2 separate regions of the Mus musculus genome follow, and region 2 is linked to region 1. A link is a contact called in ENCODE Hi-C or POLR2A ChIA-PET data. All regions are on one chromosome and are shown on one strand. The core of a region is the stretch at or near the end of the contact, and the rest is flanking DNA. Distances in the headings are between cores, read along the strand shown.

The links. Hi-C counts contacts between places; a loop is a spot of excess contacts on that map. ChIA-PET counts read pairs that join two places held with the same protein, here RNA polymerase II (POLR2A).
Region 2: a map of v-Abl transformed pro-B cells shows a loop between it and region 1 (1.9-fold over the local background). The contact joins the enhancer-like site here to the promoter of Trim24 in region 1. A Hi-C loop is called at or near these places in 2 of 37 maps with a recorded cell type or tissue (gastrocnemius and v-Abl transformed pro-B cells). POLR2A ChIA-PET finds 5 or more read pairs at or near these places in 1 of 5 experiments (embryonic stem cell).

Annotation. Positions count from the first base shown.
Region 1 is chr6:37,869,405-37,872,574 of GRCm38, forward strand. Trim24 (tripartite motif-containing 24) reads left to right here and starts at 1,407. Exons shown (of 19, transcript NM_145076.4): 1 at 1,407-2,070. The coding sequence starts at 1,707.
Region 2 is chr6:37,616,006-37,618,864 of GRCm38, forward strand. No RefSeq gene overlaps it. Among named protein-coding and RNA genes, the nearest start is that of Gm33429, 86 kb to the left of the region's middle. Within about 2 kb of position 1,591, at least 1 of the 3 ENCODE cell types and tissues checked has a DNase peak (open chromatin) inside an H3K27ac peak, as active enhancers do.

The sequences.
Region 1 (3,170 bases), core at 157-2,656:
CACAGAGGAATAATCTCTTTAATAAACAGTGTTCTTCCCCCAAATTCCTGGCCCATAGTGCAGTAGTTCCAGATTCCCCACGAGATTCTCCAGGATTTCTGTCTATTCTGTCTCAGAAACTCCCAACCTTCTCTTTGTCTTCTCTTTTCTTTTGGGTGTTAGCCTAATACACAGTCTCTGATAGTTTCGGCTTCCTTACTCTTTCTCTAAAGCTCCCCTCCATGTGGCTGCTGTAACCATGTGGCTGTTTAACACAAATGGCATGGCATCTCTTCCACTTCTCCATCTTCCTCTGGGCAGCTGCTGAGATTTACAGCTTGCCTGCATTGGTTTTTTTCTTTCTTTTCTTTTAAACTCTAATAAAATTTCCTCCAGCTTCTTTTGAGGCTCTTCTTAAATTCTTTTATTAATGAGACTAAGAACCTCAAGAGGGGACTCTGATTTCCCTAGTAACAGGTGGCACTTCCCATGGGACTCCCCAGAATTTCCGGTAACAAGCACGGGAGAAGGAAGACATGAAATATAATACTGAAACTCTAAAACCAGAATTGAGGTCCCCCCCCCCCCTTTTGAGACAGGCTTTTACACTGACTAAAACCTAGAATAACTTTGAATTTGTAGTGATTTTCCTGCCTTTGCCTCTGGAGTATTAGTATAGGTGTGTGCTACCACGTCTGCCTTTTTTTTTTTTTTAAGAGTTTAATATTCAGGTACTATGGACACTTGCAGATCATTTATTTAGTCCTCAAAAAAATTAACTGCTTTTATTCATTTAAGAAGCAAAATTAATTTCACCCTTTTCCATTGAGGTCTTTTAAAGTTCCGACAAATTTGTAATTTCTCCCCCTTTACATCATTCTCATTAATTCATCACAGAGATAAATTCAGGCCACAAAAAGAGTAAAGCTGCCTGCACACTCCCCCTTTCACACAATGTGGGCTCATACAACCCGGTTTTGGGTCTCTTCTCGTTTGCACGTAACTTACTTCTTCATCCTCCCGTGGCCCTCCCACGATCTTACTCCTTTACCCATTTAAGTCTCCAGTAGTAAAAGCAGTTTTCCAAGCAGTTTCTTAATTAATCAGGCTGGGTAGACTGGGCAGAGCCCCCGCCCCTTGGGCGGGGCCATAGCGGCGGGCGGAACCCGATGCCTGCTCTGGCTCCTTAACAAATGATTCCTTTACAATCTACAGAAGAGAGACACACACACAGCGAGCCAATCAGCGGCCGCGGTCCTCGCGTCCGGCGGGGCTAGCCCCGCCCACTCCCAACCTCCCGCGGGGGCCGTCCGAGCCTCGCGGGCTTCTGCAGACCCCGCCCCCTGGGCAGGCGCGGCGGTCATTGGATGGCGCTCGGCTCGCAGTCGCCGCGGTTGCTGGGAGAGGGAGGTGGGGGCGGGGCCCGCGGTGGTCCAAGGGGCCCGAGAGAAAGGCTGCTAGGCACGGGCGGGCGCGCTGGGCGGAATCGAGCGTCTCGGTGGCGGTTTGCCTATCGGCCCGCGCGGCGGCGTCGCGGTGCGGGAACCGGTCCCCGTTGACAGCTCCGCGTCTTCCGGCCGCGCCACTCGGGAGGTGGCTTCCTCCCTGTGCTCCCTCCGCGAGTCCGTTCGGCCTCGGAGAAGCGGGAGGCGGCGGCGGCTGCGGAGGTCGTCGGGGGCGGCGGGCGGTGAGCGCGCTCCCGCTTCCCCGGCGGCGGCCGCAGGACAATGGAGGTGGCTGTGGAGAAGGCGGCGGCGGCAGCGGCTCCGGCCGGAGGCCCCGCAGCGGCGGCGCCGAGCGGGGAGAATGAGGCCGAGAGCCGGCAGGGCCCGGACTCGGAGAGCGGCGGCGAGGCGTCCCGGCTCAACCTGTTGGACACTTGCGCCGTGTGCCACCAGAACATCCAGAGCCGGGTGCCCAAGCTGCTGCCCTGCCTGCACTCGTTCTGCCAGCGCTGTTTGCCCGCGCCGCAGCGCTATCTCATGCTGACGGCGCCCGCGCTGGGCTCGGCAGAGACCCCTCCACCCGCTCCCGCCCCCGCCCCCGCCCCGGGCTCCCCGGCCGGTGGTCCTTCGCCATTCGCCACCCAAGGTGAGAGGGGCCCGCGAGGTGGCGGGCGCGACCCGCTGTCACGCGGCTGGGGAGGGGGTGAAATGGGCCCGCGCCGGCTGAGCGACTCGGCGGTCCCTCACTTTTGCAGAGCTCTGACGGTTGTGGCGAGTTAGCTGCTCTCTGCTCCTCCGCAAAGCTTTGTCCGGGTGCATATGATCTGGATCAGCTCGTGTACACCCGGGTTATGCGAGCCGGAGGGGGGAGGAAGGGATGGAGATGAAGTGATGGGGATTTTCTTTGATGATTGATTGCAGATTGGCTGCCGTCTGTTTCGAATCTTGTGCGTTCCGGGCTTTTTACCTTAATGAGTTCCCTCTCTGTCCCCTCCGTAGGGGACAAAGGAACCGGGATAAGTTGTTTTGTTGTCTGCTGCTTTCGGAGATTTTATTTCGAGCGATTCGATAAACGATAGAAAGTAAATAGACTTCCAAAGTGTTTTGTATGCCGTAGTTGGAAGTTACTTTCTCTTTTGTGGTGTTATTGGGTAATTAGTTTTTGACAGGTAGTTTCCTTTGCTTATGTTACCAGGTTTAAATCGTTGAAAGTGATTTGAAGTGCAGTAATTATTTCTGGGAGAACACTTGAAGTTTTTAACTTTTAATATTGCAAATATTTGGGCAAATTGACGTCTTTAAAATGCGAAGTAACTGAGGAAGGGAAATCTTTTTTCTCTTGCTTCTTGGGTTTTGTGTGTGTGTGTGTGTGTGTGTGTATGTTTTGTTTGGCTTATGTAGCAGCCCAGAATTGTCCACAGCTAGCAATCTTCCTGCCTCAGCTTCTTCAGAGTAAAGATAACAGGCATGAGCCATTGCACCTGCTAGCCAGACACTTTTAACATCTCTTTTAAAGGGAATAACTGTTTTAAGTTAATTTGTTAAGTAATTATATTTATTAGGTCAGGATGCAATTGCTGGCTTGGATTGTTGAATTAGATGCATTTAGTTTTTTCTTACAACAGTCTTTAAATACAGGAAACTATTTTCCATGGGTCTCTATTGTTGCAGGAAGCCCACCAGAGGTACACCACTCAGTCTATAGCTAAATGAAAGTATTCCAGCCAGCTGGATTACAATCGGGTA
Region 2 (2,859 bases), core at 341-2,840, 250 kb before region 1:
TTCCTGCAAACGATATTTAATCTCTGGTCCACCCTGAGAAGATGGTATATACCCGTTTTCCACAATGAACAGTCAATAAACAGTTTGGAACCAAGGACTGTCTATTTTAACAAGGCTCGCCATGGGGAGCACGGAGAAAGCCTTCCTATACAGAACCGCACAGCCTAAGTCTCTCTCAGAAGGCCCTTCCGTGCTCCCAGATAACCGCTGCTAAGCTAAGGACAATCACCAATGAGCTAAGCCAGAGTTCCATCATCCCCAGGCCCCAGACTCCTCAGCCTGCTGGCCTCTTCCATTCCCAATTCCCCTCGACCCAAGGGTATCTATATGTCCAAGAGTTTGGAGCCCTGGGTCCAGGCTGTGGGCCCCCAACTCTCCATTTCTGACTCCTCTGTGATTTCCAGCAACAACTGGGAGCCAGGGACTCTGGGAACCCCAGATTTAGCCTCTCACATTCTAGGCTGTTTTCCCATGCCCCTAAGTGGTGTATCGGTGCTTCCCTCCAGCCTAGCGCCTGACAGTGGGCATAAGGTAAATGCAGTCTAGTGTCTAGGCATTTCAGCTGCCCAGCGGTGTTCCCATACCCCAGTGGCAGGAAGAAACGTAGAACCTCAAGAAAGTGTTTGGAATAAGACTTCCATTTTGAATAGGGGTTGAGTAAAGTGGGAACTGATGTTCTACTTAGCAGAAAGAGACATGTACATGGGTAACTGACTTCCTGGTTGGCAAGTTAAAACATGAATGTTAAACAAGTCACATTCTAGTTGACAAGTTAGGACATGAATATTAGACAAGGCAAGCCCCCTGCCGTAGCTGGATACCTCAACCAATGAGAAAGGACAATTTGTAGGAAAGGTTTTAGATACGAGATGTCATCAAATAATGAAACCTGAAAAGAAACTTTGCCTGGGGATGTAGTTAGTTTGAGCACACAAGAAAGAGAGAGGGAGAGAGAGAGAGAGACAGACAGAGACAGAGAGAGGAGAGGAGAGGAGAGGAGAGGAGAGGAGAGGAGAAAAAGGAAGAATTCTTTTTCAAGTTTCTGGAGGAGTGTTTGAGTCGTGACAGCTCTGAGCTAGTTGATGGATAGGTTTATTAGTGGTTCATGATTTGACGACATCAATGATGATGACCTTTCAGAGGACTCAGTTGTTCGGAGTGGATCACTGGGACATGTTTGTGGAAGCTGAGTCTCTTCCCTTTCATAAGGTGAGAGGCCTCTTCTGCCAAAATACACACACACACACACACACACACACACACACACACACACACACACCACACCACACCACACTACACCTCTTCTGTTCTTATGCTTCTCTGCCTGTCTCTTGAGCGTCTGAAACCAAGAGTCAAAATAAACCCTCTCTCCACCGAGCTATTTTCTACAGGACTTTGTCACCGAAATGCTAAGTCTGACTAAAACACAGGAACCGAATGTTTGTTTTCTTTGTCGGTGTTTCCCTCTACACATCTGCCTTTGATTAAAGCTCAGCTTTGGACACTGAGATGAAAAAGGAGAAGTGGGGGAGGAGATACTCTGCTAGCTTAACCACTCAGTTCCTTATTTATAGTAGTGGAGCAGGGTAACCAAAGACTAAAGGAAATCATCCAGAAGTACAAGGGAGGGGCGGGGAGAGCAGAGAGACGCCAGTGAGCTGCGCTGCTGGACTGAAAGGTCCTCCCTACCTGTCCTAGGACATAGTGTCTCTTCATCTATCCTCCCCAGCTTTGTGCCACGTATTGATCATACCCATCACGTTCCATCCACTTCATGACAAGCTGTCTCACGCCCACAGTCATACCCAGTGCCTGGTGTGTGCCTGCAAATCTTCTACCACACCACGGAACTGCCCAGGCCTGTTGCCTGCAAACTGGTGTGACCTCCGTCCAATTCCTGGGATTCCTGGAATGTAATTATGTTTACTCAGCTGCCCACTCATGAATAAAGAATGCAGTCTACACCCAGGGAGCACATATGTTATGAATTTTAAAACTAAGAAAAGAAAAAATAAATTGTTAAAGTATATTAATAAGGCAGAGGAAGGAAGGGTTAGTATTAGTTACTTCCATCTATATTGCTCAGTTACTTGTGTTGTAACACCTGGCAAGAAGCAACTTAAGAGGGGGGGAGGCTCCCAGTTCAACAGGACACAGTCCTTCATGGTGGCAGGAGGCAGCTGGTCATGTTGCATCCACAGTCAGGAAGCAGAGGGGGACGAACACTGCTGTTCATCTTCTTTTCTCCCTTTTATTCACCGGGAACCCAGTCCACACTTCAGGTAGCCTTTCTACCTTAATTAACCATGTCTGGAAAACGCCTTGTAGACATGGCCAGACATTTGTTCCCATGGTGATTCTAAATCCTGTCAAGATGACCACCAAGAATGACAATCACATTCTCAATCACAAGGTTTAAACTGGAAGAGAGCTTGGAGATGAGGAACTAGGTCCAGACAGAACTCATTTAGATCAACAGTTCTCAACCTGTGGGTTGAGACCCTTTGCGGAGGTAACATATCAGATCTTTACATTGCAATTCACAACAATAGCAAAATTATGGTTATGAAATAGCAAGGAAAATAATTCTATGGCCAGGGATTACCATAACATGAGGAACTCTTTTAAAGGGTCTCAGCATCGGGAAGGTTGAGAATCACTGATTTAAACACAACATCTCATTATGCCGCCCTTCATGGTCTCAAACTCAGGGTCAAGCCACCCTCCTGCCCTCTGAGCTCTCTGAGCAGCTGGGACTATAGCATGTGGCACCACGCCAGGAAAGTGTTAGGGTTCTACAACTTTCTCTTTTGTCTTTATGATTTTTAAAGAAAGGAAATTAAATTGTTTTTCTACTTT